3 separate regions of the Homo sapiens genome follow, and all the other regions are linked to region 1. A link is an interaction called in ENCODE POLR2A ChIA-PET data of the cell type or tissue named here. Cell type or tissue: MCF 10A. All regions are shown on one strand. Links, peaks and the distances in the headings refer to the core of each region. The heading gives the core; the rest is flanking DNA.

The links. ChIA-PET counts read pairs that join two places held together with the same protein. Peaks named below come from ENCODE experiments on the same cell type or tissue, not always from the same donor. Only the 100,000 strongest peaks of a DNase experiment are listed, where the experiment ranks them.
Region 2: POLR2A ChIA-PET joins it to region 1 with 5 read pairs; 1 of 35 experiments calls an interaction of 5 or more read pairs at or near these places.
Region 3: POLR2A ChIA-PET joins it to region 1 with 7 read pairs; 1 of 35 experiments calls an interaction of 5 or more read pairs at or near these places.

What each region holds. Positions count from the first base shown.
Region 1 is chr1:198,230,437-198,238,432 of GRCh38, forward strand. It overlaps NEK7 (NIMA related kinase 7), which reads left to right. Exons shown (of 10, transcript NM_133494.3): 2 at 2,117-2,201. The coding sequence starts at 2,145. Among named protein-coding and RNA genes, the nearest start is that of NEK7, 77 kb to the left of the region's middle. In MCF 10A, for the core only: no CTCF peak of the experiment used is centred there; a DNase peak (open chromatin) is centred at 4,165.
Region 2 is chr1:198,440,101-198,448,096 of GRCh38, forward strand. No RefSeq gene overlaps it. Among named protein-coding and RNA genes, the nearest start is that of ATP6V1G3, 97 kb to the right of the region's middle. In MCF 10A, for the core only: no CTCF peak of the experiment used is centred there; DNase peaks (open chromatin) are centred at 3,491 and 4,941.
Region 3 is chr1:198,284,990-198,292,985 of GRCh38, forward strand. It overlaps NEK7 (NIMA related kinase 7), which reads left to right. Exons shown (of 10, transcript NM_133494.3): 8 at 7,956-7,996. Among named protein-coding and RNA genes, the nearest start is that of NEK7, 130 kb to the left of the region's middle. In MCF 10A, for the core only: no CTCF peak of the experiment used is centred there; a DNase peak (open chromatin) is centred at 4,122.

The sequences.
Region 1 (7,996 bases), core at 1,630-6,629:
ATCATTTCAAGATACACAAATTTTTTAATAAAAATCTAACATCTATTCTTTGTAAAAACTTCCAGCAAACAATAGAAGGGAATTATCAACCTGATAAATCAGGGCATCTATAAAAAATGTATAGCTAACATAATACTTATTGGTGACAGATTTAATACGTTTTTCCTAAGATTAGGAAAAAGGAAAGGATGTCTGCTCTCTACTTCTATTCATTGTACTGGATGTTCTATCTATTGTAGTAAGGCAAAAAAACTACAGAAAAGCTACTTGGACTAATAAGGAAGTTTAGGAATTTTGCAAGATACAGGGTCAATATACAAAAAACGTTTTATTCCTATATACTAACAATCAGAAAATTGAATTAAAAAACCCCACCATTTACAGTAGTATCAAAAAATATAAAACACTTAGGAAATAATCTGAAAAAAGATGTGAAAGACCAGTATAATGAAACTGGAAGCCATTATTGAAAGAAACTTAAATGAGATAGTCTGTGTTCATGGGTTTGAAGACCCCATATTATTAAGATGTCAATTCTCCCCAAATTGATCTTTAAGGTCAACGTAATCCCAATCAAAATCCCAGCAGTGTTTTTTTAGAAAATCGAAATAGGCTGATCGATTTTACAATTCGTATTAAAATCAGACACGTAATTAAGTAAATATCAAGACTTTATAATAAGCTATAGTAATTAATACTGTAGTTTTATATAGAGTAGTAATAGTACAGTGTAGTAGGTACACTGTAGGGCAGTAGTACACTGTATAGTGTACTATTGTTGTTAGTGCAAATAAATAGCCAGTGCAACAGCAAGGAAAGTGCAGATACCTATATGTGTGTGTGTATATACGTGTATGTGTGTGTGTATATATATATATATATATATATATATATATATATAAAAACACATGATCATTTGGTATATGACAAAGATGACCATAGCAGCAGTGCAGTGTGGTAAAGGATAATTTTTTCAATATATCATTTGAGGTCAGTTGGATATCCATAAAGAAAAACAAAGATTGACTTTGCCTTATATCATAAAAAAACTTAATTCCAGATGGTTTGTAGATCTAAATATTAAAGGTTAAAAAATAAAGCTTACATTAGAAAATAATATGAGCACTTAGAGTAGAAAAATAATTCATACATAGTACACAAAGCATTAATCATAAAGAAAAAGTTTAAATACTTAGACCACATTAAAATTATGAATTTCTATTCATTAGTTCATGGAAAGATACCATTGGGAAGGTTTTAGAAAGACAAGTCACAGGGTAGAGGAAGAAATTTGTAATACAAATGAACCATGCCCAGAATATTTGTATTGGTTTTTAAAGAGTATGATGAAGTGAAGATGTGTTTTAGTTGTTCCATCAGTTAATCCCATTTAAAAGGGAAGCTAGTTTTTTGAGTCTTAGATTTTGGTCATAAAATAATATTTATAGAGAACCTAGAAACACGTGGTGTTGAGTAGAATCAGTGCAAATGTAGTTCCTGGAGTGTAAGGGCTGTGTGTCATTAAATATTTCAATTTTTGAGTCTTGTGCAATGCCTGACATGCAATTACCTTCAGCCTATGTATACTGAATTAATGGATGAAATGCTTTATAATTACAAAGTATGCGTAAAAGAGTAGACACTCATATGACGACTGGCCTTTTAAGTTTAAATTTAAAAAATCACAGTAAGCAGTTGGATAAAAGAAAGTACTAACATTTTTAGACTATAAAGATAAGGTGCATTTTAGGGATGTAAAACATTGAGCATAATTTTAGGGAGCTTACTCTGTTACTTAGCTTCTCATAGTGGCAGGGTAGAGGAAAGTATCTTTGATCTAAAAGGCAGAATGCAGAAGAAGGAATTTCATCTCAGGAAACAGGATTTTCTAAGCAAATAATGCTTTTGGAGAAGTGGAAATGGTTGAGACAGTGAATATTTGTGGGAGCTAACTAGAGCTTGGATTTAGCAAATGGCAAAAGAGTGTGGTATATCTCAGTGAATTTTTGAAGCATCAAGTAAATCTCTAGCATTTGAATGCATGTGTCGGTGTATGATGAATGATGTGAATTGGTAATGATTACATTATTTAAATTTCAACTTTACATTTTTGCAGAGTTCTAAAGTTCCTGTTGCTTCAGACAATGGATGAGCAATCACAAGGAATGCAAGGGCCACCTGTTCCTCAGTTCCAACCACAGGTAATTTATCCTAATTAAGATGGGCAGAACTATATATAATCTGTGTTAAATATGTGTAAGAAAGTAGTACATTTACAGTTCCTTTAGGAAATAAAGTAGCACAAAAGTGCTAATTTTGAATTTCCAAGTTTTAATCAGCATTTTTTTTTTTTTTGCTTTGTTTTTCAGTTTTGTTTATGGCTTTTGGTATAATTGTTTTAGGTGTAATTAGTACACTTTTTAGATATAATTATTTATGTGTAATATATTATTTATTTTAATTGATACAGTACAATTGCACATATTTTTAGGGTGCAGTTTGCCATTTTGATAGAAATATTTATTTTAAAATATTGTTTGATAATGCTTAGTTCCCATTTACAAACATGAAAACAAAAAGGCAGCTTTAGCTTTTAACTTTATTTGAATGACCTGTAAGCTCTGAGCGTTAGTATTAGGTTTAGGGAAGGAAGAGGAAAAAAAAAAAAAGGTGAGACTGTGCCTAAGCTTGGGAGTGCCAGTACATTTTGTACCTGCCCCTGCTTTAGTGAGCTGATCTTGCCTTGCCCACAGCTGCCTTCCATGATGGTGACTTTTCTCTCCCTATCACTTGTAGTGTATTTCTCCTGTGATATATTTGCTTGTTTCTTGTATTTAATAACATAAAATGAAATAAAAAAATCTTTTAGTAAAAAATGTACACATATTCATTATTTAGCATCCTGCATTCAGTATGAATACTTGTCATAAAGCTAACGTGTAATGACATGTTTAAAATAACAGTTGCCACCCCATGTCAGGGCAATACCTCATTTTTATTGCTGTTGTTCCTGAAGACTATATTTCTCAGCTTGGTGTTTGAGGCATTCTACAATATGTCTCATGTATACTCTGCTAACCTTGTCCCAATTTTGTTTGGACGGTATTTCTGAAAACATGCCTTTGGGCTACTGATAAGTGTTCTTTCACAAGAGTTCTATAGTCAAATAGGTTTGAGAGACTTGGGGAAAACAGTGACTTTGTGGCAGTACTTCCTCAGAGCCTTTCCTACACTAGTGTGCATTGTGAATGAATTTCAAAGAGTGGTATAGGCTGTAGTGTTTTCCAAACTTATTTGTCTATGGGATCCTTTTTTTTTTTTTTTTTTTTAGTGCATCTATTGACTTCTCATGGAAGCACTGTTTAGAGAATAACCGTCTACAAAAAACGATCTTTTCTGCTTGTATGACTTTGCTGATTTTGATTTTGTACCCTCCATCTTCCCCTCCAATTTTCTAAATCCTGCCCATCCTTTAAGGACCAACAACAAAGCCGTCTCTACCATAAAGCTTTGTCTGATCCTCTGAAAGCAGTCTTTCCTTGGAAATGTGGCGGTATCTTCTTTGCATCTCTCTTCTGGTATTCTGATACTTTGGTGTCATTTTTATCTCTCTTATTAGGTTAAAATCTCCTTGAGGGAAAGGACTGTGTCTTATTTACCTTGGATGCCCTCTGGTACTTCAATTTCTCACCTGTAGCAGGGGCTCAATAAGAATATGTAATTGAAACCAACCAGGGACTCAATGAAATGAGTCCTTTACTTAATTGCACTATTACATTGCTTTTCTTTGTTATACCTGTCTGAATTGTCTATATTGAGTAAAAAGACCCTTTAGCTTAAAGTAAGGCCAATATTTTGATTTCAAGAAGAATTTTTTTTTTTAAGTCCCCATATATATTTATGTTATGATCATAAATTATCAAGATTATAATAAACAAACATATCTATTAAACATAGACCTCTTAGGACTCATTTTACACACATACACAAACATTATTGTTTCATATTATTTCCAGCAAAGGCAATAAAAGAACACTTTTAAAAATTAGGTAGTTCATGTTATGATTTTGAGATTCACAGTTTTAAACAACCTTGTGTTTCAAAGAGGAAAAAAAGTAAGCACTTTCATTTTTGCCTCCTACTGACTCACCAACCAGGAAAGGTCGGAGTGGCAGTAGGAAGGAAAAATAAAAGTGATTGTTTTCCTGTGAGACACTGGGCTGCCCCACAGTATAAATTTCAAAATTATAGCAGCGATTCTGCATTTCTTTTTACACTGTTCCTTTCGTTTATGCCTCCTGCTGCTGCTCCTGTGTGGGTGGACTTCTTTCCCTGTTGGAAACAGGCAAGTGTCGTCCCAGGTTCTAGCTGCCTTGTGGCAGGTGGGGGAAGGGAGAAGGATTTTTTTCCCCTCCTCTCTGCATTCACACTGATGGTGTGAGACAGTGTAAGAAAGATTACCTGACAAGAGCTTATAGGCATTATTGCTTATTAAGTCTTTGAAAAACGTTACTGCTCTCAGTAGCATTATTTTAGAAGACTGGGAAAGGACAGCCTCTGCTCAGCTTTGACAACCTTTTTTTTGTTTTGTTCCACACCACTGGCCTGAATAATGGGGATGATATGGCAACATCTGGTTAGCCCAGTGACTTCTTTCACTTTTGTAATAGAAGTCTGGGCATAAACAGAAAACTAAGGATGTCAAGTTTCTGAGTGTCAAATACCAATTCCCTGTTATAATGATAAGTGATGTATATTGTTGGCATATCCATTCTTTTTCTTGTTTCAAAATGAATACTCTCACCCCATAATGTATAATATGTGGTCTCATTTTTGGTACAGTGTAAGTTCCTTTTGTTTTGTTTTAGAATGTGAGATTTATGTTTCTTTATTAATGTATTTTGAAATTTTTTCTATCAGCTCCACTCCTTCCCACCCTCCCTTCTTTTCCCCCTTTCTTCCTTTCTTGATTCTTTCCACTAACATCTAGAAGGTACTGAAAGGATATTTTGACTAGATTCTTGTTCTGTATATTTTCATTGCCTTTGGACTCTTGTTTTTGGAACAGTGGATTTAGCTTTTTAAAAATAAAAATAAAAATTCAAACTGTATAAAGATGGTGGTTGGGAAATAGTAAAATTTTTACTCTTTACTGTAAGACTAATTTTAAACAATGGAAGTTTACAATTAACATTTTGTGAGTATTTTGATTTATGGTTATTGGGTGAAGATGGCTATGGTAGAGTCACATTTTTTTCCAAAAAGTTAATTATAAACCAATTATAATCAGAGTACAATTTTAAGAATTTTTGCGAGTTATTAGAAGGAGGATTAATTTTCATTGTGATATGATCAGAGGCCTAGGTTATTTTTTTTTAATTTGAAGATAGTGTAATATTTTGGCTACTTATGAAAGAGAAAAGACATGTCACTCAGATCTGTGGGTAGAAAAAACAGATATTCCTTATTCTTACAGTGTGGAAAGTATGAAAATCTTATCTTGGAGTCTTGCAACTTAACCAGTAAGGTAGACTGACCATTCCTTTAAGCTTCATGGCAGTTCAGACTGTAATCCATTTACTATTTTGCATCTCTGTGGAGTGACTGTGGAGGGATGAAATAAAGTTTACCTTGAGTAGCATGTTCAGGGTAGTAATCAGGGTTCATTGTAGGCCAGCCAGAAAGTATCCCTCTCTATTGAGTGGGTATGAATTTTAGACTTGATAACTATATTACCTTCTTTTTTCTCTAGTTTATCTTCTGGAGTTACTTTCTTTGTGAAGTAAGTGTCATTTAACTTGTTTCTTTTGATAAACTGATTTTGCCAAGGTGTTTGTCATAGGCATTGAGTAGAGTGCTTCTATTTTTGGAAGTCTTTACAGAAATTTAGATGTTTCATTCTCCTAGTAACAGTTTCCTTCATTGAATAACTTTATTGATGGTACAGAAAGAGCAGTAGCTTTTTTGAGGAAAGAAGACTCTTGCTATAGGTTAAATTTATGGCCATGAAACTCAAAGCCTAATGCTGCTCAGCAATCATCCTTAGCGCATCCACTCCCTACTTTCCTGGCTCCAAACTCTCCCACTTTGTATATTTTCTGTCCTCAAACCCATAACATGTCCTTTCCTCATCCTAGCTCTAAGCTGATGCCCTTGCTCCTATTTTACTGAAGAAACTGAAGCAGTCAGAAGAGAACCTCCACAGACTCCTACCGTAGTTATCCTCCTCCCAGAATCTGTATTCACTTCATCTGCCTTTTCTGTTGTTACCAGATGAACTATCCACACTGCTCTCAAAGGCCAACCCTCCCATGTGCACCCCCTCTACTGGGTCCGTGCTACTATGCTATTACTTCTCCCATCTAAACAACAAAATGAAACAAAAGAAAACCCCTTAAACAGTCTAAGTTACTCTTCCTTCGAGTTGTTAACCTATTTCTCCGCTCCCTTTTATAGCAAAGTTCCCAGAAAGGTTTTTCTGTAATTCAGTCTCCCATTTCTCCTTTCTCTCTAAAATCTACTCTAATTAAGCTCTCTACCACACTGTGCCACCTAAGCTGCTCCTGTCAAGTTACAGTTACCTCTCCTGCTCCATCCAGTCCAGTTTTCAGGCCTCATTTTACTTAGCAGCTGCATTTGATAGAGTTGATTATGCTGTCTTCTTTGAAACCTATTCTTCACTTGGCTTCCAGGAATCTTATTGTTCTCTTGTCTTAATGGTCCCTCTATTGATTTCTTCTCACCTTCTGAGAAGGTGACACTTAACAGTGGAGTGCCCCAAGGCTCAGTTCCTTAGACCTCTTTTCTATCTATATCCCTTACTTAGTGTTCTCTTCCAGTCTCATGATTCTATGCTGGTGACTCTTTGTATCTCAACCTGGACCTCTGCCCCGAATTCCAAACTCATGTATCCATTTGCCTACTTGGCATCAAATTTTCATGTTTCAACCCTAATGCTGCCCAAACTGAATTCTAAATATTTCCCTCCAGACTGACAGCCCACCATCTTCTCCTTCTCAGTGGCAAGTCTATCCTTCCAGTTGCTGAGGTTAAAACTCTTAGAGCCATTCCTAACTTCCTCCTATTTCTCTGGTCTCATACTTAATGTTAGCAGATACCAGAGGCCGAATCTTTAAAATATATTTAGAATTTGAGCACTTCTTTTCTTCTCCACTGCTGCTACTCTGAAGTTACTTAATCTTTCACCTATTTTATTGCAGTATCTTCCTAATTGATCTCTTTGCTTTCATCCTCGCTCCTTTCCCCTTTAATCTATTCCCAATACAGCAATATTTCAGTCAGTCACGTCTGTTTAAAGCCTTTCAGTAGTTTCCCATTGGCTTGCTCATTCATATTCTTCAAGTATATATTTTAATATCACCTTCTCGATCACTCAATGAAAATGGAATCTTCCCACTCACACAGTATGTCAACCCTGCAATATTTTTCTCCATAGAATGTATCACCTTATCACTTATTTTGTTCATTGTTTTTCTTCTCTTAGGGTATAAGCTCTCTCCCTAGTCCCAGAGTGGTACACATAGTAGGCATTCAATAAATATTTGTTGAGTGAATACAAACTTGGTTTCAAATCAACCTGTCCACTTTCTTTATGAGCCCTGCTTTTAAAATGAACATGAAAATACATAAATATCTTCAGAATTTGTCTTTCATTATGCATGTAACCACCTACATTCTCCCTTTCTTATTGAAGTTTTAATTTTTCCCCACCTCCTTGCTTCAGTTGGAACACACTTCTCCCCCCCAGGACACTGCTTCCCCTGTAACCCTCTCAAGTGGAGGCTACTTATTCTCCCTTGCCCACATACATAGGATCAGGAGGTCGGAACCACAAACTTCTCCATCCACAATGCCTCTTCTAGAACACTACTTCTCCTTTTTCAGAGGGGCAAGGGGCGGGGTGGGGTGAGGAACCACAGCTTTGAGGCTTATTCCATTCAACTAAAGGACTTATACCTTCCTTATTGCAGTCATC
Region 2 (7,996 bases), core at 1,061-6,060, 210 kb after region 1:
ATATGTGCATGTGTGTATATATACATATATATATATATATATATACACACACATGCACATCCATAATACACGATATATGTACATAAACATCCATAATGCATAATATATATTTGTGTGGGCCTGTACATATGTGTGTATATATTTAAATCCCGTTACTAAATTTTCAGATTCTAGACAACAGGGATTGTCCACACATTTTCTTAATTCTTCTTTTAGTAGCATTTAGCACAGTGCTTTGTACTTAGCTGTAGTTGACAGAGGCAGGGGACGCTGTGTCATCATGAGAGAGTATAGACAGATATGCCTTACAAGCAGATTTTTCAGGGAGATCACCAACCTGAAAGAGCCAGTTCAGATTTTTCAGAATGATGTGAAATAGATCAATTAGTAAGGCAATTTTGAAGTTACTTTTGAGCAGTGGCCAGAACAAAACAATGGACCTTTGTAAACCATTTTTTGAATTGCAAACCCTTCAGAGTTTGCTCTAAAGAAAGGTCTCACTTGGGTAAGAATTTATTTGGTCAAATGGGGTGGGAAAAAGTATATGATAGAACTAATGGCTTTCAATAACTGTTACCTCAACTTTGAAAAGCTTGATGAATCCAACATGGTTGTTTCTGAATGAATTAGTAAAATTTGATCAAGCCAAGTGTCTATGCATCTCAAATTTTATTACACATTGCCCACATTTTCTTGGGTTGCTGAAGTTCATAATATATTTTATCTCTTAAGCCATAATATATTTTATCTTTTAAGCCTATAAGGTATATTTCAATTTCTCTGCTGGTGCCAGAAGAAAAAGTGCTTTGGCAGTAACGTTCAATGGAAAATCCATTCTCGGATATGCTAGGACGCAGCAGACACAGGGGGCATGTGTGAGTTTAAAAGAGAGATTTAGTGGGCTGTTCAGCAGCACAGAGATTAATAAGTTGAACTCAGTAGTTTCATAGACGCTGACGTTATTCGACTTCTGGTAAAAAGCATTGCATATGTTAAAAGTCTGGTCTGTTTTTAACCATGTATGGTAATTTAGGCACTTTAATTTTCAACAGTGCTGTATAATCATAACCATATTCTCTGAACAGTTGGAAAAGTTTATCAGAAGATAAACATTCAACCTGATCAGATACTTTCATCCACAAAACAAAACAATTTTATGAATTCCATGGATTAAAATATGAAAGAGAGCAAAGCATTTACTATTACTTTAAAAACTATTTACTTTGATTTTTGAAAATAAATATTTTTGGACAACTGTTGGGGACACATTATCAAAGTTCTATATTATCTTTAAGAAATGTCGCTGGTCCTACTGCCTGATTTGATGTCAGTTGCTATGACAGTTTTCTCAACTGCAACAGCTTCCTCCTTTCCTTGGTCTTCATTCCCTTTCCGCTTTCTAATTTTCTGTCCTTTCCTTATTTTATTCTTCTACTCGTCTGATTTAACTCATTTTCCTCTCCTCCTCTTCCTACTCTGACCTGAGTCAGTAACAGTTAAATACTACTTATATGAGTTCTGTTGGAAATTTTGAAAAGCAAAGGATTTTTTTGACATTTCAATTTTATCCCTCTTCTTCCCTTTCTGTGTTTCCTTCAACTATTCCTTTTTTGTTTCCTCCCTTCTTTCTTTATATTTAAGAAAATCTGATAATATTCTTCATAGATTTAATAATTTAAGTCAGAAGAAACTTCTGACTGAATCCCAATAAAAATTATGGAAACAAAGAATTTGCTTTCAAACATTATTTAAAATATATGTAATCTGAATATTTTAATTTCTTTAGTTTCTTGAGGTTGGAGAGGACATAAAAGATTTCATTCAATGTTTGAATCCTTTGATACAAGATTTGCTTCTTTTCTACCACCAGTTGATAAACCTAATAACTCATTTGTTGGAAATCTACTACCCTCCACAAGAAGGACCTTCCTTTCTTATATTGGGGTACTATGTGTATTTGTCTCCTGTCTATGAATCCTATTTTTCCTGCTTTTCTTCCTGCAGCCATTTAGAAGAGGCATTATTTATTTATTTATTTATTTATTTTTGTGACAGAGTCTTGCTCTGTCACCCAGGCTGGAGTGCAGTGGTGCGATCTTGGCTCACTGCAGGCTCTGCCTCCCGGGTTCACGCCATTCTCCTGCCTCAGCCTCCCGAGTAGCTGGGACTACAGGTGCCCACCACCACGCCCGGCTAATTTTTTTGTCTTTTTTAATAGAGATGGGGTTTCACCATGTTAGCCAGAATGGTCTCGATCTCCTGAACTTGTGATCCACCTACCTCGGCCTCCCAAAATGCTGGGATTACAGGCGTGAGCCACAGCACCCAGCCAGAAGAGGCGTTTTTTAAAAATAAGAAAACACTTCAGATGTTTTTAATATGCCATCATAAAATGTCCTGGAAGGGTGCACTAAAACTGTTTAAAAATGACAACTTTTGTGAAGTGGGACTAGGGGATAAGGGAGATAATTCTAGAAGTTAAGACTCATACTGGATTTAAAATATACTCATTCATGTATTAATTTAATAGCAGTAATAATTATTATTTTAAAATAACATTATGTCCTCTATGAGTCTCCTCTTAAAAATGCAAATGTTTACAGCTAATTTTTTTTCTCAAATAATAATTACTTTTAGGCCTCACTTCTGTCTTTTCATTTTCTCTGCTCATGGCTCTATCCTTTTGAAAGGTATTTGAGTGTGGCAGCCAAATAGAACCAAAATGACGAATTTATTGAATGGTGATTTAGTTGTGTGTATGTGTACAGGTGTCCACATGTATGTTGATATGCACAGATTAGACATTGTTTAGTATACAACCCTTAGTTTAGCATATAGAACTTCATAGATATATAGAGAAAATTATTACAGTCACTAAAAATGGAAGAAAAAAGGATTTTAATAGAAAAAAACATAATATATTATTTTCCACACAGGACAGAAATGACATGATCTTTATTTTTGTGTCGTGGGTTTTCCTACCTGTCTTAACTACAGAAAAATAACCCGGCATATACTCTTCTAATTAACAGGTCAAAAAGCATGCATTGAAGGATATTTATTAGTTTTCAAATACACTATTGTTTTGTACTGTCTTTATAATAAAATTGTGTATTTTTCTTAGGCAACATCTTATTTGTTTAATGTTTTAATTTTACCACTTAAATTTTTCAATTTTTTCTTTAATCATGATATGTCCAAAATTGTAGTATCTTAGGGAGTCAAGAAAGTGCTTTCTTTCCAACCCCCTCCAACCAGAAGACTAATGTTTTATGATAAAATATGGCAAAAGCAGAGTATTTATAAAAGCAATGTGAGAAAAGTAATGTGAGTCACAAAGGTAAAGAACAATGATGCCCTGTCAGCTCAAGTTAGGGAATCGATATCTTCATAAGTTAATGACACTGAAGTAAGCAAGTTCTTGGATCTGGCAAGAGGGTGTTGTATGGCAGGATGTTGCAAGGTATGGCTTTTGTGCTATTGTTGACGCTATGAGTCAATTCTCTGAGTCAACTCATGACAAGTTGATACGGAATCTAGTGAGAGTGCAGAATAGAATGGAATTATCCTTGGAGAAGTTGTTGATGCAGGAACTCTGAATCTTGAGTTTTGGTTCCAGTTCTAGCCCTGAAACTAATTACCTGAGTGTAAGTTAACTTCTCTGTGCCCCAGTTTCTTCACCTATAAAATGTGAATATTAAACTACATCAGTAGGCGGTTTCATGCTTTTGACCTTTTATGGATGTAGGGAATCACTGTGGAAAATCTGAAGGACTACATCCAGGAGGAAAACAAGACAAAATATTCTATGATGGGACAGCAGCTAGCTTTGGGTTATCAACATTTTCTGAAAAAATGTTAGTAACCATTGTTACAAGCATATTTCTTCTGTCTGTCATAGTAGGGAAGAAGCAGTACTTCATGTAAGATGTAAAGTGATTAGCGATCAGCCATGTCAACAGTTCAGAGCACTCAACCATTCCTGTCTCCTTTTTACTAAATAAGTATAATCTATCATAACATGGTTCAACTTGAAAAATTTTTCTTATAGCATCTGCAGAAAAATGTAGACAGAGAGCTAAGAATGATTAGCCTATAAATAATTAGTATTGAAAGTGAATAAAAACAGTTCTAAAGATCCAATAATTCAATTTGCTGTTTTAAAAATAATTGGAAATTGTCAGTTATTTCTAAAACAAAATGGGGCATTGATTCTTAATGGGTTTGTTTTAAATGCATAGCATTTTCCATTCACTTCAGCATTTCCACTAATTTGGTTTCATTATTAGTAATAAAATTGATATACATTATGCATGGAAGTAGTAGCTATCAAAGGAAGTAACATATAGAACCAACAGCTACCTCTCTCTATTATGATTCAAAAATAGTATGCTACAAAATAAAATGCTTCAGAATATAACTTTTTCATATTATTAAACATGAGACATTCTTATTCTTATATCTGAATTCTATTGGCTATGGAAAAAATTTCAGGAAAAAATAAAGTTTTGAGATTCTTGGGATATAATCATCCTTTGTATTTTCAAATTAAAGTGAATAGTAATTAGCAAGTTAAATTTATTGAAGCTAAGTTTATAAACGTTGAGAGGGAAATCTATTTTCTATAAAATTCTTGTAGAAAATTGAAAATTTGAGGAATTATTAAGAAACCAAATTCAAATAAACAGAATTAAACAAATGACTTGATGGACAATGACCCAAATTATGGGGGACAGTCTTTTGGAATTAAAATCTGTTTCTTCATTTAACCTACAGAATAATACAACTGATTTTATCATTTTGTGTTATTAGTGAATTCTTCATAATGGAAATTGTTCTGAACTAACAGTTGAAGAATTTGCTGTGACGTGATTTGCATCCTTTCCCACCCTCATAGTTTAAATAAGGCTGGCAAGCTCATGAGATTAGGCATTCCCATAACACTGTAAGAGCTTCCTGGCTTTATGCCTTCCAGAAGTAACAGCATAGAGTGTTTTTATAATAATCCTACTTTGGGGTAAAAACAGGAAGGGAGAGGCATGTTAAATTACATTTTTTATAAGATGAACAGAACCAAAAGAAAATAGAACAGTATCCTTTTCAGTTTTGGGAAAGTTAAAATGGACTCTGATTATTCAGATTATTTACTTATTTGTTTTTGAATAGAAAAAGTGTCTTGATATGCTGTTAAAATGTTATAAAATTTCTGTCTATTTTTTTCCTGAAACTGAGCTACCAAGCTAAGGTGACAATATTTAATTCACTTGTCTGCCTTACTTAGAAAACACACTTTGTTGGACAGATACATATTGTCTGCTGACATCAGTTCTTAAGATCAGGTTTAATACTGGTGCATTATGGAATTTTTCTAATCTTTCCTAGGATCGAATAGGTTATTAATACTTTTTAATTTTGTTATGATATCTCTTATCATCAGCAATTGACATTTACTGAATGTTTTATTCGGTAATAACTGCATATGCAATTCTAAATTTCTAGTTCTAATACTTTCTAAATGATAGGAAAGAACACAACTATTGTTAATAAATACAATAGTATTTCTCAAATTTTGAAGGGAAGAAAATTATTATCTAAATAAACTCTCAGGAACAGATGATCTTTTGCTATTTTGTGTTTTCCTTTTGGGTATCTGTTATCAGGGATGATGATAAACATATTTCTTGTATCTGACTACCATGATATTTTTCTCTATTCCTTTGGAAATGGCATTAGTTTTCTTCTGACACTATTGTTATTCTTTCCAGCATGGCAACCTTGGGCTAACAGCATACGTTAGTAAATGCTATGCTTTTTCTTTAAGGCTTTTCTAATTTTTAATTAAAAAGAAAAGATAGATTCTTGCTGATCACCTACAGGAGTGTGACTCTCCATGGTTACCTGTCACTCAAAGAACTCCAGCTCTGAGGAATGCTAATTAGCCCTGTTAAAGCACCATAATTGAACTGGAGAGATGACTGCCGAAGGTGCAGGTCTGCCTTCATTCAGAACAGTCCTGCCATCTGAATGGATGGAGCCATCCTGACAATGTGAGGGAATAAAGGAAGACGAGGAGAAAAAAGAAAAACAACATTCCATCTGCCTTTTTTTTGCTCAGTTTTAAAGTGATTATCAAGATGTAACCTGGATACCATGTGGATATTTTAAAAAAATGTTTTCTTTAGCCATAAGAGAATGAGCCATAGCACCTGCTTGACAATGATCTCTATGGTGACTACAGCATTTGAACTGTATAAAAATGAATATTGAAACAAATGGACATATTGGGACATCAGTGCGGATAATCATAATGATGATAATAGATGTATATTTTGGGAAGAGTAGTCAGTCTTTATTTAAATGACGATGGTATTTGGGCACAGACAACTGACCACACAGGAATGTTTCTTGGTTATTTTTTGGTGGGCAAGAGAGAAAGTTCTGGATATTGCAATGCCTCTCAAACATGTACATTGGCATTTAGAAATTTAAAGGAGAATATAACATCTAGTGGAGAAAATCTCAGACCATCACTTATAGTAAAAGAAAGAAAACTAAGATAATTGTGTTCCAAAAAATATTTCATTTTTCAACTTAGTTCTAAATATTAATGTGGGAAATAAATAATTGTAAAATTGTAAAATGATGATATACTTGACATAATAAGACAGTAGGATGTTCCATATAATCATGAAATCATAGTATTCTATAACTATAGGGACCTTAGATGTGTTAAAAGAAATTAGACAAATTTAACAGTTTGTTTGAACAAGAAATGATTTGCTAATTGGGAAGCTCTTAGAGACAGAAGAGTTCAGGGAGCTCTAATTAGCATTGTGGGCAGGCAACGTTTATGGACAGAAAATGAGAGTGAGATACAGAAACAGCTTGATATTTGCCTTGTTTGAATATGGCCTGATCACTTGACAGCCTGTGATTGACTGAAGATTGGCTGATGTGATTGGCTGAGACTCAGTTACTTGTTACAAAAGTATATTCCTATATTAGGCTTTAAGTAAGTTACTTGGTTGTAGTACATTATATTGGGCCTATTAAGTACGGAGGCATCCTCAGGCCAAATATAGTTTAATTTAACAGCAATAACCATGTACAATGCCTTGGAAATTAACATTTAGAGAAGCTGTCACTAGCCCCAAACCACATAATAAATGATAGGTAGAGGTCAGAACAGAATCCAAGACCTCTGACCCCATGTTTACCATGTGGGGTAAAGAGTAGGAGGACGAAATGTGATTTGATTCTAAGGTGACGTGGTGCAAAATCCATAACATCAGAGATTTTTATCTTAGCCTTTGTTATAATATAGTATTCGTAGCACCTCAGAGTGTCTAATGCCTCACATCTCTTTATGAACAGACACATTCTTATATAAGTTGAATTTTAAAAATTACTTTCAGATATTTAAAAGGCTGGACCACCCAATAAGATAATTCTGCACTCCTTGCCTTTGTTCCCTCCCTCCTTCCTACCTTCCTCCCTCCCTCCTTCCTACCTTCCTCCTTCCCTCCCTCCCCCTTTCCTTTCCCTTTCCCTTTCCCTTCCCTTCTTTCCTTTCCTCTCTCTCCTCCCTCCCTCCCTCTCTTCTTTCCTCCCTCTCTCCCTCCCTTCCTTCCTCCCTCCCTCCCTCCCTTTCTCTTCCTTCTCTTCCTCCTTCCCTCCCTCCTTCCTTCCTACCATCCTTCCCTCATTTATTCCTTCTTGTTCATGTTGGTGTGAATCCGTCTAGAAGTTAAATTGAATGTGGTGACTTTGACATGTGTATTACTGGAATAACTGGAAATCACTGTTATCCTAACTTACTTAGATGTGTTGTAGACTACTTACTTCTTCCTTCAGAGAAGTAAATACAGCATACTTAACCAACAGACATTGAAAGCCTAATATGAGAATAAAAGAAACAGATGAAACCAAAAAACCAGTTCCATTAGGTAACTACTGTATTCTAGGCACACATATTATTTTATGTGATTCTTGCAGC
Region 3 (7,996 bases), core at 1,777-6,776, 55 kb after region 1:
ACAGATGAGAAAACTGAGATCACTCTATTTAAAACTGAACCTGACTGCCCCCGCTTCACTCCCACTCCACCCCTAGAACTCCTAAACCTTACCCTATTTTATTTTTTCTTTTTTCCTTAGGACTTAGTATCTTCTGACATGCCGTGTAATTTACTTATTATGCTTTGTATGTATTGTCTCTCCCAGCGAAATGTAAGTTTTATGAGGACAGAGATCTTTGTGTATTTGGTTCCCTCATGTATCCTAGATACCTAGAAGAGGGGATTGCTCGTAATAGATACTCAATAAATATTGATTAAATGAATGAAGCTTAGAGACAGACTACATACATAAAGGGTGAATTTGACTAAGTGTATCAGTAAGTATAGGTTAGATTATGCTGCAAGAAGAAACAATACAAAAAAGCCTCAATTGCTTAGCAATGAAGTATGTTCTAATCTTTTGTCACCCACAGTGAGTTGTAGACGCTTGTTGGTCTTTAAGGTAGCTGACGTCCCTTCATGTGGTGACTTGGCATTCCAGGCAGCTTCAGTCTTGTGTTATATTCATATCAACATACGTTTTTGTGATCCCATGAGGGGAAGAGAGCATGGAGAATCACTTACTGGCTCTTAATTAAGCCCTTCTGCTTGAATGTAAAAGATTACTTCCATTCACATTTCATTGGCCAAAACAGATCTCATGGCAATGAGTATCTCAAAGGGACAGGGAAATGTAATTCTCCTATTTGTTCAGGAAGAGGAGAATCAGAAATAATGAATATGAGTATTGTTCATGGCTTTGAGATAGAGGAAAAATACCTAATTTCAGTTTTTTTAAAAATACTGCTTGTATCCTTTTTCTACTTGTTTATTTTTGTGACATATTTGTAGCTATTGCAACCAAAGGGTAATTAACTCTCTTAATGGGAATGGGTGGTAGTGGTGAATGAAGAGTGAGCCGTTAGGAAATTTACATCTTTCTAAATTGGAAAATTCTAAGCAGAGAGATTATCTTTAAATCCAGAAAGATTCATGAGGTTCACTGGAGTATTGATCCCTGGTGACTTTTCTCTGGATCAATAAATCTGCAGTTATCCCTGCTGGACTTGCTTTTGATAAGAGCTTATTTTGGTCAATTTAAAACATTTATAATAAAAAATAGTTACTTATCAAGCTTCAAATACTCATATGGACTAAGTGCCATGTAGCACATTAACTGATTTCTATTCTACATCTCTTTGAGATAGGTATGATTATCAAGTTTAGATTTCTGTCAGTGACCAAGCCAGAGTTCATTTAAATTACAAAGGACCATAATTTAAACCTGTATACATTGCCTTATTAACCATATTATTCTTCTTTTGGCAAATGTATTGGCTTCTCCTGCTCCGCCACCCCTGACAAAAAAGAACACCATCCCAAAATGATCCAGTGAGCTTTTAGAGGTCACACTTTTTTTTTTTTTTTGAACCATATGCATTTTTCTCTTACCCCCTCGGTCCTTATGTAATTCTTGGTGTGAGGTAGGTCCATACCACATAGAATTGAGTGTTTCATTCTCCCACTCAATGCATGAATCATTAACACGTTTGTATTTATTTTCAATTGCTGCCCTAACACATTACCAAAAACTTAGTGGCTTAAAACAACAGAAACGTATTATTTTTCTGTTCTGTAGGTCAGAAGTCCAATATGACTCTAACCAGGCTAACATCAAGGTATCTGTAGGATTGCAGGACTTCTGGAGGTTCAGTCCATTTCTTGTCTATTCAGATTATGGCAGAATTCAGTTTTTTGGTTTTGTAGGACTGACGTTCTTGTTTCCTCACTGGCTGTGAGCTGAGGGCCATTCCCAGCTTCTAGAGGCTGCCCTCATTCCTTGGCTCCTGGCTTCCTTCCTCCCTTTTAAAAGTTAGCAGTGGTGGAGAGTCCCTCTCACACTTTGAATCTCCCCTGCCCCTTCTGTTGCATCTCTTACTGATAATCTAGGGTAATCTTCCTATTATGAAGTCCTCAACCTTTATGGCTGCAAAGTCTCTTGCCACTACCGTAACATAAACAGGTATAGCACCAAGAGGCGAAGATCATGGAGGCAAAATTTCTGCCTGTAACGCCATTTTAATAGACTAATTTAATAGACATTTTAATGGACGCGACAGCTAGGGAGACATTCATATCCTCCTCTAAAGCATAATTAGGTGAAATTGTTTAAAAGCTAGAGAGGTTCTAGGCTGGGTGCGGTGGCTCACACCTGTAATCCCGGCACTTTGGGAGGCCGAAGCGGGTGGATCACGAGGTCAGGAGATTGAGACCATCCTGGCTAACACGGTGAAACCCCATCTCTACTAAAAATACAAAAAAATAGCTGAGTGTGGATCACGCCACTGCACTCCAGCCTGGGCAACAGAGCAAGACTCTGTCTCAATACAAAAACAAAAACAAACAAAAAAAAGCTAGAGAGGTTCTGTGGAAGAGGTTCCAAAATTAGAGGAAGTTTACATTTACTGAAAATAAATATTTCTTTTTTGAAGAGATATTTTGACTTTAGATTTTCACATTTTTATTATAGGTCTTTATAGGTACTTTATTGCATTGTAATTTACATTTACTTTTCAAGGGAGAAAATGCCACACTTGGCTTAATAAAAATTTATAAACAAATCATTTTCTTTCATTGTTAGCTTACTGCATGTTTGTGTGTGAGTTTACTTGTATGTGCTTGTTGTACATCCTAAAAATGAGACAGATTTTTGCTTTAAAAAAAAAAAAGCTAACTAAAACTCTCTGATATTGATCCTTGTGCTAAACAAATATTTGAAACCTCTTGGGAGGAAATTATGTTCTTGTTTTTGTTTTTGTTATAGGATTGCTTGAACTGCTGTTTACCTTTCTCAGTGAGACAAATGGTTCTTTGATTTTGTAATATTGCCAGCAGAGTAAATGCATGGCCATCATTCAAGCTCGATATCAGAATTTTCACACTAGAGTCTCTTGAGTGTACAATTCGTGTTGCCCACACTATTTCCAAGTGTGATATATCCTCTGATTTCAACTTAGAAAATTAGTGTTCTTGAACCAGGCATTAAAACAGTTTCATTTTTGGTGCCAGGTGCCACCTGTGGTCACATACTTGTTTTTCCCACACCTTTCCTAGCACCTCTAGATAGATCTTTGGCTTATTCCCCTTCGTTGTTCAGGGTGGTTGAGAGCTGTAAAGGCAGCATATGTTCAGTCAGTACTATAGGCTGCTTTCACTGATTTATTTTTAACTTTCAATCCCTTCTTAAGTAATTGCTCTGGTAAGGAGCTATTATCTAATTTTAAACGGTGTACCTTTAACCTCCCAGCCGCCATAACAGGTATTTATTTAAATCAGCGTAGCTGCAGAGTAGCATAATTTTCACATGTGGCCCATTGAACCTGGACCCTTATTCCTGGTTTTTCTTATGTACATGCTGTGACTTTTAGAAGATTTCTCTGCTTCTTAATTTGGAAAGATACAGATATTTTTTTCAGTTGTATTTCACAGTGGTCAGTTATAATGAAATAACCATCTGCTTAAATGCAAGAGACAAGAACTACTTAGGTTTGAATTCCAGGTCTACAGCTTACCAGTTTTATGATCTTTGGCAAGTTACCTGACCAACTTCCCTATGCCTTCTCTCTAAAGCAGTATAATAATTGAAACATCTTATAAAACTACCTTATAATAGTCCCCGTTTTCACTGGACTGTGAGCCCCACAAGATCAAGGATTTGTCCTGTTTACTTCTGTCACCACAGGACCTAGAATTGTGTATGCCATGCAACAGGGCATGGTAAACTTTTGTTAAAATTCAGCAAGATAATACATAGGATGCATTGAACACAGGGCCTGGAGCACAGCAACAATAACAATAAAATATGCTTAGGTGTTTTTCCTCAGCATTATTAAAGCTCTTAAATGTTATCGGTTGCACTTCAAAGATGACAAATTTTATTTTATAAATGTCTTTTGCAGAAGAAATATTGATCTCCTACTCAGCCATTCTATATTGACCTCAGTTAATACTACTAACAATGAAATAAATTTGGCCTCTCTCCATTCTGTCTGCCAACATAATTTCTGGGCTGACTCATGAGTATGAAGGAAAGAATGGAAATTAAGTCCTATTCCCTGAAGTTGTGTGTGTGTGTGTGTGTGTGTGTGTGTGTGTGTGTTTATATCGAACTGAGGTGTAAGATGACTTGTCTCCTTTTAATTTTCCCAGCAAGGAATATTCAAAGCTTTCTTTTCTGTAGTTTGCTCTGATTCTAGGAGAAAGAAACTATATTTCTAAACTCAGTTCGTTTGTTTGTACTCTCCGACTTAAAACACTCTCACTCAGCTGTCCTAAGTAATAGTTTAAAAAGGACAATTTTTTTTTCCATTTTGTTTTCCAGATGGATTTTTGTAGAGTTTCTGTAAGTGGTACAGAATTTTAAAGCAAAAGGGACCTCAGAGATCAGCTCATCTTTCTCATTTTATCTTACAGATGAGGGAAGGAAATAAAAAGAGAAGTTAAATGGTCCTAACTAGTTAGTGGCAAATGTAAGATGTGAAAGAGATTTATCTTTCACTGGTTTTGTGCTGCCTCCCTTGTTTAAAAAACACACAAAAAAGCAATCCAAAGCTAACTGCATGTGAGGATGCTTCAGTCGTTGTTTTCTTTTTTCATTCAAATTTTTGCAGAGATTACAGTGCTAAATTGTTAGCTAAACTATTCTGTATATAACCTGCTCTGATGAAAATTATCAATTTAGTGATATCTTCCATAATAGCAACATGTTAGCAGAACTTGTTGGTTCACTTAAACATATTGCAGAACTTCTAAATATCAGTCTTCATTTTATTCAGGATAAAGATTAGAATATATTTATTGTTTATGGAGTATATACCATATAAAACTTTTCTCATATAGCTAGAATAAGTCAATGTAATGAAAGGGATTTTTACATATGGATGACTGTCTTAGTATATTTTAATGTAATATTCATATAGAATAAAGAAAGGTCAGGTAAGATTTTTAGTTGTTACCAGTTTTCCTCTAATGTCAGCCTCTGTTTTTTATAATGTTATCATCCATTTCCTACTTTTATTCATGTCCGAAGGTTAAAGTGGCATAAGTATCTGCTATTGCAAAATGTACTTTCATTTTACCTACAATCATAAATTCTTGAAAGATAAGTGGAATTACATGTGCTGTAGTCTTCAAGCTTCTCAATACATAGGACAGTAATTCGCATGATCATTTTAATGTCTAATCATATCACTCCATAACTCTCTTTTCTTGTACAGCTGTTAAAAGAAGTCACAACATTCTTGAGGCAACAGTAATCGTAGACACAGCTGTCATGAATCTCTGAAAAAGGTTTTTGGAAATAATTATATCTTCATTAATTTTGAAATGTTGAAAACATATCACTGCATTTAAATGTACTGCAAATTTTCCTGAGCACTTAAACTTTTAGGCCTCTCTGCTAGATAGAGAGAGGTAAGGACTAATCAGTTTACGTGATGGGGCTGAACCTCTTTGCTCAGTGTCAGTCAGCGTGAGTCCTTGTCCAGAACGGAGGGGCATATGAAGAAGCGTGTCAGGAGACAGTAGACCTCCCTCTTAGGCCTGTGTTCCCTAGTGAATTATGAATTTATCCTATTAATAATTATAGTGCAGAATACAAAGTTACTCATCTTATATAATGACTGTTGGAAATTTGTTGATCAAAGAGGTGAGTAGCATCCTTAGCTTTACATTTTAATATATACTAACGAATATATGTAGTTTAAATATTGAAATAAAACATGCTTATTTAATATAAAGAGGCTTGTTATTTATATTAAGAATCAGTATCTAAATTTAAAGTATCAGTGTTAACTGAGTGTGTAACTTTTTGCAGTGACCTCCAGCAGCTCACTGAAAAAGGATTTTTGTACATTAACATTTTTTACATTTTAAGTTTAGCTTAGTAGAATTCCTAATCATTCTTTTCCTCTGCTCCCTTCACTTGGGTCGTCCTTGAGTTCAGTTTGTGTTGCAGTTAAGGTGTTATGCTGGGGCTAATCTCTGTAAAATGCTAGCATTTGTTCTTCTTTTTCCTTATCATCAATCTTTCACACTCATATCAAACCCCTAATGTACAGCAGGTTTCCCAGAGCTACTGGTTAAAATTACCTTTGCTTTTGGTAAACTCTGAACCTTCAAGCCTCAGTGTTTTCAGTTGCCCCCCTGTGGATTCTGTGAAGCCTCTCTCTGCACATTCCTCACTGCCAGTCACTTGCTTTATGTCCTGAAACCAGGAGCAGAGCCTGTTTATTATTCCAACTGTACCTACCATCCTTCCTTAAATGGAGAGAATGTGTGAATATTTCCAATAATTGGTGTCACTTATGCAAACTACAGGTGAAAGTAGTTAGAACTCCCAAAGCTAGATAGCTTGTGTTTATTTTACACAGTAATAATACAGATTCTTTAAACCTAGCTGTTTTCCAAAGTTCTTTGCTTTTCTGACACTATAGAAATTGGCGTATTTACCTGTTTGTCTTCAAAGTAAATGCTACAATTAAATAATTTATGTCTTAAAGTTTGTCTCATTAATTTTTGTATATTAATAGTTCGTATTTTATTTAAGTTTCTTATCCTTCTGTTTGCATACTTTTTTTTTTAACGTTTCTTCATCACTTTCATAAATACTTTTCTTTCATCCAGTCTGACTAGGGCTATCCATGATTAGTAAAAACGGATTCCGATACAGGTAGGATATCATGGGTCATGGTACATGATGTTTTCACCTTTAGCTTAGTATAGTTTCCACACATAACTATTAGGTTATAACTTTATTCTTTTGGCAAACTGACTCCTGCCTTTGAGTATAGTGCTTTGATTATTGGTGTGAATCTTTTTGTTGCTTCTGACTAAAGACCCCTATTCAGTCTTGTTAGTCTTATTTAAGATTTATAGTAAACACCTGGGGAGGTCTTGAAAATTAATAGAAAAAGGAAAATGCCCTTTTCTTTTTGAGTAGCAACATATTTTTGGTAGCCCTTCCCTCAGGTAAATAAGATTCTAAATATTCTTAAACTTTGACTTTCTATTTGGCAAAAAGCCTTAGACTAATGATGATGAAATAGCCATCTGAGTTTGAAATTAAAGATACTCACTTTGAAAGTCACTTAAATATTTTTACACTTCAAAGTGTAACATATATGCTTTTGTTTATTTTCAAGTGTTTAATAGCATCTTCTAAAACAGTCATTAAAAAAAGAAAAAGTATTAGCACATCAAAGCAAGCAATTAAAACAAAAATTATCTTGAGTGTCTTGTCTCTAAAAAGGTCTCAGTAGTAACAATAACTCAAGACATTTTTCCAGAGATGCCAGTGCCCTTTCACATTTGTTATTATATAATCCTTTGATGTACAAAAGTCTGTGGTATTCTTTCTAAAGTGGAAGTAAGGCATCAAGTGTTATATCATTTGTTAACAGCCACGCTGTGTTCTAAAGGATGTTTCTGTAAAAGTTAACAAATATGATTTATTTACTCATACTCTACTAAATTGTTATATTATTTATTTTTAAATAAATTATCATGCTTAATTATTTGGGATATTCAAGCCATATTTTTTTAAAAAAATAAAGCCAACATGAATCATTTAAGTAGGTATTCTTGGCAGAATTACTTTTTTTCCCTTAGTTATGCTCCGTTGATTCTTCTTGGATTGATCAAAAGGAAATAAAGTTTAACCCACCACATTGTTTAGTGCAGTTGTTAGTGTACTATTTAAGGGTCAAGGAATAAAGAAGAAATTAAAAAGTTTTTAGTATTCTCAAAAACAGCTTTCGATCCTAATGAATTATTTTGGTGATGTTTTTAAATTCAAAATTTTGTATGTAGTTTCTGACCACAGCTGTATCTTTATTTTTATATACCTCTTACTTTATTTGGTTTGTTTTTTTGCAGTTGGTACGCCTTATTACATGTCTCCAGAGAGAATACATGAA